Linked DNA regions of Homo sapiens: region 2 is linked to region 1. Evidence: read pairs that join two places in POLR2A ChIA-PET (ENCODE). Cell type or tissue: PC-3. All regions are shown on one strand. Each heading gives the region's core, and the rest is flanking DNA. Links, peaks and the distances in the headings are about the cores only.

Region 1 (5,377 bases), core at 259-5,258:
GAGGCTGTAACTGAGGCATTTTGGAATAATTTAGGAAAGAAGAAGACCTCTACATTGCTTGTTTTTCACAAAGTTTCTCATGCCAGCAGTCTCTTTGAATTTTTCCAACCTGTCATAGGAACTAGGGTAAATTTCTGTATTATATATGTTAAAGTTAAAAGTCCCTTACACAGCTGCACAACGATTTAAGAGATTATGCCAGTGCTAGCATTTCTTTCTAATCCCAATTTAATGATTATGCTCAGTATATTATTATTATTATTATTTTGAGATGGAGTCTTGCTGTGTTGCCCAGGCTGCAGTGCAGTGGTGCAATCTCAGCTCACTGCAGCCTCCACCTCCTGGGTTCAAGTGATTCTCCTGCCTCAGCCTCCTGAGTAGCTGGGACTACAGGTGCCCACCAACACGCCCAGCTAATTTTTGTATTTTTAGTAGAGACGGGGTTTCACCATGTTGGCCAGGTTGATCTTGAACTCCTGACCTCAAGTGATCCACCTGCCTCGGCCTCCCAAAGTGCTGGGATTACAGGCATGAGCCACTGCACCCAGCCAGTGCTCAGTATATTAGATTAAAAAAAGAAAACTCATCTTGTAAATCAAAAGAACAAATGCTAAGGCCTTAACTTTGCCAGATTGGGTTATCCTTTGGAAATGTAACTACTGCTAGCTAATAGTAGTAGTTAACATTTATTAAATGCTTATTATTATGTCAGGCACTATAGCGAATGCTTTATATGGATAAGATAATAGGAGTGGGTTTTAAGCAAGTCTAACTAAATATTTGTCCTCAGAGTAATGTCTTTGAGAAGCTACATGCTTGAAATGTATTTTCTACCTCTTCTTTTCAGACTGCCTTCAGATGAGGAAACTGAGGGTCAGAAAAATAACTTGTTGTCCCTAATTGTGTTACCCTAGTGTGATTACCTGTCTTCTTCATCAAGAAGGGTTCTGAATTATTTAATCTCTTTATACAAATCATTTCCATCTTTAAACAGTCAAGATTTGATACTACTGAGAATATGCAAAGAAACATGTTGCCAGTTCTTGTCTCAATTTGTAAAAGTTGCTTTATACATTTTTCTTCGTGTTTGAAAATATTCATACTGGGAAAAAAGTTATTCAGTTGATACTTTTATTTTTTATTTATTGCTGTTACTATTTTTTCCTTGAGACAGAGTCTTGCACTGTCACCCAGGCTGGAGTGCAGTGGCGCGATCTCGGCTCACTACAACCTCTGCTTCCCAGGTTTAAGCAATTCTTGTGCCTCAGCCTCCGGAGTAGCTGGGGTTACAGGCATGTGCCACCACACTTGGATAATTTTTGTATTTTTTTTAGTACAGATGGGATTTCACTATGTTGGCCAGGCTGGTCCTAAACTCCTGACCTCAAGTGATCTACCGCCTAGGCCTTCGAAAGTGCTGGGATTACAGGCGTGAGCCAGTGCTCCCGCCTTGTGAATACTTTTAAAATTGGTAATATCAGCCAAGGGCAGTGATTCACGCCTGTAATCCAAGTACTTTGGGAGGCCAAGGCAGGCGATCCGCCTGAGGTCAGGAGTTTGAGATCAGCCTGGCCAACATGGCAAAACCCTGTCTTTACTAAAAGTAACAAAAATTAGCCCGGCGTGGTGGCGGGCGCCTGTAATCCCAGCTACTGAGGAGGCTGAGGCAGAGAGAATTGCTTGAACACGGAGGTGGAGGTTGCAGTGAGCCAAGATTGCACCATTGTACTCCAGCCTGGGCGACAAGAATGAGACTCTTAACGACAACAACAACAACAACAACAAAAACAAAAAACTGGTAATATCATACTGTTTCTAATAGCATATTGATTTTAGAAAATGTTTAACATATACATTTAAAATTTTTTTACTTATTTACTCAATTCAAAGGATCAATGATATTGGTAGCAGTCTTTTTTGTGTGTTAAAAAATTTTCTTTTTCTTCTTTTATTTTTTGTAGAGACAGGGTCTTGCCATGTTCCCCAGGCTGGTCTCGAACTCCTGGCCTCAAGTTAGCCTCCTGCCTCAGGCTTCCAAAGTATTGAGATTACAGGCATGAGCCAACATGCCTGGCCTACTTTTTTTTTTTTTTTTTTTTGAGATGGAATCTCACTCTGTCGCTCAGGCTGGAGTGCAGTGGTGCAGTCTCAGCTCACTGCAGTCTCTGCCTCCTGGGTTCATTTGATCCTCCTGGCTTAGCCTCCCAAGTAGCTGGGACTACAGGTGCCTGACACTATGCACAGCTAATTTTTGTATTTTTAGTAGAGACAGGGTTTCACCATGTTGGCCAGGCTGGTCTCGAACTCCTGACATCAAATGATGCACCTGCCTTGGTCTCCCAAAGTGCTGGGATTACAGGTGTGAACCACTGTGCCTGGTGCTGGCGTATTTTTAAATTGACATATAATAATTGTACATATCTATGGGGTATGTCATGATGCTTCAGTACATATACTGTATAGTGATAAGATTGGAGTAATTAGCATATTCATCATCTCAAATATTTGTTTTGGAAATATTCACTATCATCCTTGTAGCTATTTGAAACTATGAATTATTGTTAACTGTAGTCATCATACAGTGTGTAGGACACTAGAACTGACTCCTCCTGTCTAGCTTAATTACGTATCCTTTAATCAATCTCTGCCTATCCTCCTCTTCTCTCTACAAGTCTCCAGCCTCTGCTAACCTGTTCTACTTTTACTTCTATGAGATCAGTTTTTTAGCTTTCACATATGAGTGAGAACATGCTGTGTTTAACTTTCTGCTCCTGGCTTATTTCACTTAACATAATGTCCTCCAGTTTCATTCATTTTGCTGTGAATGACAGGATTTTATTCTGTTTGTTGGCTGCATAGTATTCCATTATGTATGTACACCACATGTTCTTTATTCATTCATCTGTTATTGGACACATAGATTGATTCTGCATCTTGCTATTGTGAATAGTGCTGCAGTAAACACGGGGTACAGATGTCTCTTTGATAATTTTGATTTCCTTTCCTTTGAATAAATGTCCAGTAGTGGGATTGCTGGATATGGTAGTTCTATTTGTAGTTTTTTGAGGAACCTTCACGCTGCTTTCCATAGAGTCTGTACTAGTTTACATTCCCACCAACAATGTATAAGAGTTCTCTTCTCTACATCCAGTATTTGTTATTTTTTGTCTTTTGTTAATAGCCATCCTGAGGTGAGATAATACCTTGTTTTGATTTGCATTTCCTTGATGATTAGTGATGTTTAGCAATTTTTTTATATATTTGTTGGCCATTTGTATGTCTTCTTTTGAGAAATATCTATTCAGGTCATTTGCCCACTTTTAAATTGGATTGTTTAGTTTTCTGTTGAGCTGTTTGAGTTTCTTATATATTCTGGATATTAATCCCCTGTCAGCTGAATAATCTACAAATATTTTCTCTCATTCTGTAGGTTGTCTTTCCACTCTGTTGATTGTTTCCTTTGCTGTGGTGTGCAGAAGCTTTTAGTTTGATATAATCCCATTTGTCTATGTTCGTTTTTGTTGCCTGTGCTTTTTTTTTTTTTTTTGACAGGGTCTCACTCTGTTATGCAGGCTGGAGTACAGTGGTGTGGTCATGGCTCACTGCAGCCTTAACCCCCAGGCTCAAGCAATCCTCCTGCTTCAGCCTCCCAATTAGCTGAGACTATAGGCATGTACCACCCTGCCCAGGTAGTTTTTAAAATTTTTTGTAGAGGCAGGGCCTTACCATGGTTCCCAGGCTGGTCTTGAACTCTTGAACTCAAGTGATCCTCTTGCCTCGGCCTCCCAAAGTGCTAGAATTACAGGCATGAGCCACCGTGCCTGGCCTGTGCTTTTGAGGTCTTGTTCATAAAATCTTCTCAGATGAATGTCCTGAAGTGTTTCCACTATATTTTATTTTTTTCATTTGTTTTTTTGAGACGAAGTTTTGCTCTTGTCACCCAGGCTGGAGTGCAGTGGCGCCGTTTCAGCTCACTGCAGCCTCCGCCTCCCAGGTTCAAGCGATTCTCCTGCCTCAGCCTCCCAAGTAGCTGGGAGTTACAGGTGCCCGCCACCATGTCCAGCTAATTTTTGTATTTTTAGTAGAGACAGGGTTTCACCATGTTGGTCAGGTTGGTCTCGAACTCCTGACCTCAGGTGATCTGCCAACCTCGGCCTCCCAAAGTGTTGGGATTACAAGTGTGAGCCACTGCACCTGGCCCTCTGCTATATTTTCTTCTAGTAGTTTTATAGTTTTGGGTCTTACATTTAGGTCTTTGATTCATTTTGAGTTGGTTTTTGTAAAGGTGAGAGATTGGGGGGGGGGGGTCTAGTTTCATTCTTTTGTCTGTGGATATCCAGCCTTCCCAGCACCATTTATTGACCAGACTGTTCTTTTCCCAGTCAATGTCATTGGTGCCTTTGTCAAAAATCAGTTGATCGTAGATACGTGAATTAATTTCTAGGGTTTCTCTTCTGTTTCTGTGTGGTCTATGTGTTTATTTTTATGTTGGTAATTTGCTGTTTTGGTTACTATAGCTTTATAGTATATTTTGAAGTCTGGTAGTATGATGCCTCCAGGTTTATTCCTTTTGCATAGGATTGCTTGGGCTATTCATGGTCTTTTGTGGTTCCATACAAATTTTAAGATATTTTTTCTATTTCTGTGAAAAAGTCATTGGTATTTTGATAGGAATTGCATTGCATCTGTAGATTGCTTTAAGTAGTATGTATAAAAGCAGTTTCTTTTAGAATTATTTTTTATTTTAAGAGGCAGGGTCTCGCTTTGTTACCCAGACTGGAGTGCTGTGGTGTGATCTTGGCTACTTTGAAATTTTTTTGTAGAGACAGGGTCTCACTGTGTTGTCCAGGATGGTGTCAAACTGCTGGGCTCAAGCAATCCTCCTGCCTCAGCCACCCAAAGTACTAGTATTATAGTTATGAACCACCGCACTCAGCCAGTAGCAGTCTTAATTAAAATAAATCTGATGTTAGAGTTCTACTTATCGGGGTCTGTGATTCTCTTGTCATAATCTTTTCTCATTGTATCTGTGTCTGCATGCTAAAAATTTTCCAGGAAATATGGGCATAAGAGCTAGAAATCAGAGTGAGAATTTTAGCATCTAATGATAATGTTTCTGTGTCATACTGTCAATCTAATCTAAATTTATAAATCTTGACATGTTCAGCCTTCTGGTTCAGGATAAAACTGAAAATTTGAAACATTACGAATTGCTTCCTTGACTAGCCAAATAGACTTTCTAGGTGCTTGAAAGCTTACACTCCCAGACTAGCACCCCACTTATTTGTAGATCACATTGCTGGTCACTTCAGCTGTCTGTCCTAAATCAGAAAGAAAGAAAAAATGCTTTGGGGCACAATCCTTGTATTTATGCATC
Region 2 (5,377 bases), core at 165-5,164, 53 kb before region 1:
CAGGATACATGCACTGGAATGATTTTGAAAATAATCTTCAACTCCCTCATTTTACAGGTGAGCGCACTGAGCCCAGGAATGAAAGGGACTTGTCTTTCTAAAAGAGCTGTGTCACCCCCATTTGGAAACCAAAGGCTCCACAATGCCCGCATCCTTAGCTCAGCATTCCAGGCCCTCCCATCTGGCCCCCGCCAACCACTCCACTTGCTACTTCCCCACCTATACTAGACAAACCAATCCCTCTGACCCACTCCTCTTCTCTGAACTCCTCAGGCTGTTTTGTCTGTGTGGGCTGCTCTTTCCACGTCTCTCCAGTGTCAGTTCAAACTATGTTGCCCGACCACCAGTCCTTGTCTAGGATGCCTTCCTAACCCCTACTGGTTGACAGTGGGCTGTGGTTAGCCAGCTGAGGGCTCCTCCACTTCCTGAAGCACTGTGGTCATCGCCTGTTTTACCAGACTGGGAGCACCTTAAGGATAGGAACCAAATATGATTTCTTTATTTGCCTTCCAGGTCCCAACACAGAGTGAAGCACTTTGTAAGTGCTCCGTTTATGCTATGTGGTTAATAACTTATAACAATGCCTCCAGATCTAATTTTTTTTTTCTTTTTTTTTGAGATGGAGTCTCATTCTGGCCCCCAGCCTGGAGTGCAGTGGCGCGATCTCGGCTCACTGCAACCTCCACCTCCTGGGTTCAAGCAGTTCTCTACCTCAGCCTCCTGAGTAGCTGGGATTACAGACACCCACCACCACGCCCGGCTAATTTTTTTGTATTTTTTTTTAGTAGAGAGGGGGGTTTCACCATCTTGGCCAGGCTGGTCTTGAACTCCTGACCTCACGATCCACCTGCATCAGCCTCCCAAAGTGCTGGGATTACAGGCATGAGCCCCCGCGCCCGGCCAACTTTCTGCTTTTAAGACTATGAAATCCCAAAGAGTAGGGACCTGATATTCTCTGCCTGCTCCATCTCATTCATGAGACTCACGTGCCAGAGCACAACGGGCATGTGTTCACCACCTAAGCTGGCTGGCTCGGCTTCTGATTATAGCCATTCCCATAATGTGTGTGTGGACCCAGCTCACTGCAGCATGCTCATGGAAATCCAAATGAGGAAGAAGGGTTGCAACACCAAGGACAAGGAAGGGATCAGGTTTTAGGACAAATCATCTCAAGTCAGGGGTGAGATTTACTGCCTTCTAAAAAAAGCTCACAAGATTTCAGGCTGTGACCCCAAAAGTCTATTCCTGAGCCCTCCTGCCTGCACATAAAAACTGACACAGTGAGGTGCTCAGCCCATGTTGTTGAGTGAAAAAACTAATCTGGACTTCTAAATGTAACCAAATACTGACTGTCAGAAAAAAGCAGTTGTGCCAGTAGAGAACTGGAACTAAATGTCACATGGCATTAAAGTCTACGCCCCTAACCTTTGGCCACAAACCTTGCTATCCGCCCCAGCCTGCCTTTCCAGCTTGTTCTCTTCCCTCCCATACACACTCTTTGAACCTCATCCCAAATTATTTGTTGACCCTATAAACATCACCTGCTTTCACGTTCCAGTGCCTTCACACATGTGATTCCCTATGCCTAGAATGCTCTTCCCTCTCCGTTAATTAAGGTAATTATTTTTCCTTCAAAACCCAGGTCAAGGCCAGGCACGGTGGCGCACGCCTGTAATCCCAGCACTTTGGGAGGCCGAAGCGGGCAGGTCACCTGAGGTTGGGAGTTCGAGACCAGCCTGACCAACATGGAGAAACCTTGTCTCTACTAAAAATACAAAATTAGCAGGGCATGGTGGCACATGCCCATAATCCCAGCTACTTGGGAGGCTGAGGCAGGACAATCGCTTGAACCCAGAAGGCGGAGGTTGTGGTGAGCTGAGATTGTGCCATTGCACTCCAGCCTGGGCAACAAGAGCGAAACTCCGTCTCAAAAAAAAAAAAAAAACCAACAACAACAACAACAACAACCCAGGTCAAGTAGTGCCTGTTTCAGGAAGCCTGCTCTGACCACTGACTGCCCCCACCACCAGGCTGGTTGCCTCTGTGCTTTAGCAAGTGCTCTGCTTCCTTTTTTTTTTTTTTCTTTTTTGAGACAGGGTTTCACTACGTTGCCCAGGCTAGAGTGCAGTGGCTATTTTACAGGCATGACCATAGTGCACTGCAGCCTCAAACTCCTGGACTCAGTCTATCCTCCCGCCTCGGCTTCCTGAGTAACTGAAACTACAGGCATGAGCCACCACACACAAACATGCTTCTTTTTATAAGAGTACTTACCATGTTCTTTTTCTGTTGTCTTCCTTCCCTTCCTACTAGACTTGAGTACCTTGAGGGCAGGGCCTGGGTTTTATCTATTTCTGTGTCCTCAGTGTCCAGCACACAGCATGACACAAAGGAGAGGTATTTATTGAGCACATGCCCAGTGAAAAGAATGTGCAGTAAAAGAGTTATCATCAGTTAGGGAATTTACTCCCACACTGCCAAGGAATTCCTAGTTTAGGAAAGGCTCTTTTTGTTGGAGAATAAATTATTTACAAGCATCTGACCTCCTAGGAAAAGGCTAGAACAGTGAATAGTAGATGACAGGTGAGAATGACTAGGGAAGTATAATTTTATCACCATTCCAAAACACACATACATTGTTCCTGGTAGATGCATAATCTGTAGGAGATGGACACAGCACCCTCTTATAGAAGAGTCCCCTGGGCCGGGTGTGGTGGCTCATGCCTGTAATCCCAGCACTTTGGGAGGCCGAGGTGGGCGGATCACCTGAGTTCAGGAGTTTGAGACCAGCCTGGCCAACATGGCCAAACCCCGTCTCTACTAAAAATACAAAAATTAGCCAGGCATGGTGGCACACACCTGTAGTCCCAGCTACTCGGGAGGCTGAGGCAGGAGAATCACTTGAACCCAGGAGGCAGAGGTTGCGGTGAGCCAAGATCATGCCACTGCACTCTAGCCTGGGTAACAGAGTGAGACTCAACCCTGTCTCAGAAAAAAAAAAAAAAAGTGGGGGGGTGGGGGCCAGAAAAGAGACAAGGGCATAAGCATTGGATCGCCATGCCTTTCTTGGATGTGCTGAAAAGGTTCAGCCTTAACATAGATTGATGGTGGACAATCCAAAGTGCTGAACAGCCCTACAAGATTCCTGCTCGATGCCAGGCTTTTCAAAAAGAATGGATAGAATGTGCACATGGAATCGTTAGTATCCAGGCAGAGAAGGAGTGCAAGATAGAATATGATGATTTTGTAGAGTGTATACTTTAGCAGAAAACGATGAGACGTCTGAGTACCATTAGGAAGCAGCGGGATAAGCTGATAAAGGAAGGGAAGTACACCCCTCCACCTCACCATGTGGACAATGCAGAGCCTTGGCCCTGAACAGAGCAGCTGCTGATGTCTGGAGGCTGATTTTCCTGTTCTCTGTTCTCCACTGGAAAGGTTGTTTACAGAAAACCTCCTTGTCAAAGTGTGTAAAAATAAAGGATTGCTCCATTCCCCACCCCCCAAAAAAATAATGTCTAGCTTGCAGGATTTGCAGGAGGATTTTATAATAATAGCCAATGCTTATATAACAGTTATATCTTGCCAAGTCCTATTTTTTTCTTTCTTTTTTTTTTTTTATTTTTTGAGATGGAGTCTTGCTCTGTCGCCCAGGTTGGAGTGCAGTGGCACGATCTCTGCTCACTGCAACCTCTGCCTCGGGGGCGCAAGCAATTCTCCTGCCTCAGCCTCCTGGGTAGCTGGGACTACAAGTGTGCACCACAACGCCTGGCTAATTTTTGTATTTTTAGTAGAGATGGGGTTTGGCCCTGTTGGCCAGGCTGGTCTTGAACTCCTGGCCTCAAGTAATCCACCCTCCTTGGCCTCCCAAGTTCTGGAATTATATAACTAAGCCACTGTGGCTGGCCTTGCCAGGTCCTATTTTAAGAGCCTTCTATATGTAATAGTATAAATATATAGTAACTCAGTTAATCTGCTAGATGCTATGAGTTAAGTAAGATTATCACGCCAATTTTATAGGTAAAGAAACAGACACGGCTGGGTGTGGTGGCTCATGCCTGTAATCCCAGCACTCTGGGAGGCCGAGGCAGGTGGATCATGAGGTCAGGAGTTCAAGACCAGCCTGGCCAAGATGGTGAAACCCCATCTCTACTACAAATAATAAAATTAGCCTGCAATGGCAGGCGCCTGTAATCCCAGCTACTCTGGAGGCTGAGGCAGGAGAATTGCTTGAACCTGGGAGGTGGAGGTTGCAATGAGCCGAGATCGCGCCACTGCACTACAGCCTGGGAGACGGAGTGAGACTCCATCTAAAAAAAAAAGAAAAGAAAAGAAACAGACACACAGATGTGTCACATAAATTCTCTAAGATCACATGGCTAGTAAATGTGGAGCTGGGAGTGAAACCCAGGCAGAATGGCTTGCTGTAGAGTCCATGCTCCTAACAAGTACTGTATTCCATGTCACCCCTCCAATAAGAAAATTACATAAAAGTGAAGGTGTCTGCCCATAATAAGGCATAACAAATATTGACAATAAGAAAGGTAATCCAGTGCCCATAGTTGATGAGATGAAATAAAATGGATTAATATTAAGGAGTAAAATATTACCTTATTGCTCCTTTTTAAAATGTCTTAACTATTACATACTCTTGCAACTGGAAGGTTTTCTGTCTGAGGTCTGGGTTAAGATGCCTAAAGGTAAGCTGGCTTTGCCTTCTCTTGAGGAAATGAAAAGGTTCTTAGCACTTGAGCCAGAGGGCATTTGAGGGACAACAGGATACCATGAAATTAATGCCTTCCAGTCAGGCCATGTTCTGGGCCCTAAAGAGAGAGATAAATCTAGCCGGGCATGGTAGCGGGCACCTGTAATCCCAGCTACTCAGGAGGCTGAGGCAGGAGAATGGTGTGAACCTGGGAGGTGGAGCTTACAGTGAGCGGAGATCGCACCACTGCACTCCAACCTGGGTGACAGAGCAAGACTCCATCTCAAAAAAAAAAAAGAAAAAAAAAGAAAGAGGTAAATCAAATCCAGTCAATGCTCCAGAGGAGCTCACAGCCTATTTGGGAAGCAAACGAAAGGCACAATCGCAACAGAGTAGACTCTTCAGAGGGAAGCTCATGAAAGACAATTAACCTAATTATGGAAGGGTGATCAGGAAAGGCTGTGAGGAGGAGATGCCTCAATCTAGTAGTAAATGCAAGTGGAAGGCACATTTGAAGAAAGCAAGAAAGGGTTTCCTGGTGGAAAGAAAGCCATGAGCAAATACACAAAGGCTTAAAGTAGCACTATATATTCCAAGAGCTACGAGTAATTCAGTATAGCTAGAGCAGAGCCAGAAGACATGGAGTGCAAGTGATGTCTCAATCTAGTAGTA

The links. ChIA-PET counts read pairs that join two places held together with the same protein. Peaks named below come from ENCODE experiments on the same cell type or tissue, not always from the same donor. Only the 100,000 strongest peaks of a DNase experiment are listed, where the experiment ranks them.
Region 2: POLR2A ChIA-PET joins it to region 1 with 8 read pairs; 7 of 35 experiments call an interaction of 5 or more read pairs at or near these places.

The regions. Positions count from the first base shown.
Region 1 is chr1:52,758,682-52,764,058 of GRCh38, forward strand. The region is part of intron 2 of ZYG11B (zyg-11 family member B, cell cycle regulator); the gene reads left to right. Among named protein-coding and RNA genes, the nearest start is that of ZYG11B, 35 kb to the left of the region's middle. In PC-3, for the core only: no CTCF peak of the experiment used is centred there; no DNase peak of the experiment used is centred there.
Region 2 is chr1:52,706,065-52,711,441 of GRCh38, forward strand. It overlaps the pseudogene NDUFS5P3. Among named protein-coding and RNA genes, the nearest start is that of COA7, 10 kb to the left of the region's middle. In PC-3, for the core only: no CTCF peak of the experiment used is centred there; DNase peaks (open chromatin) are centred at 1,447 and 2,407; H3K27ac peaks cover 1,371 bases.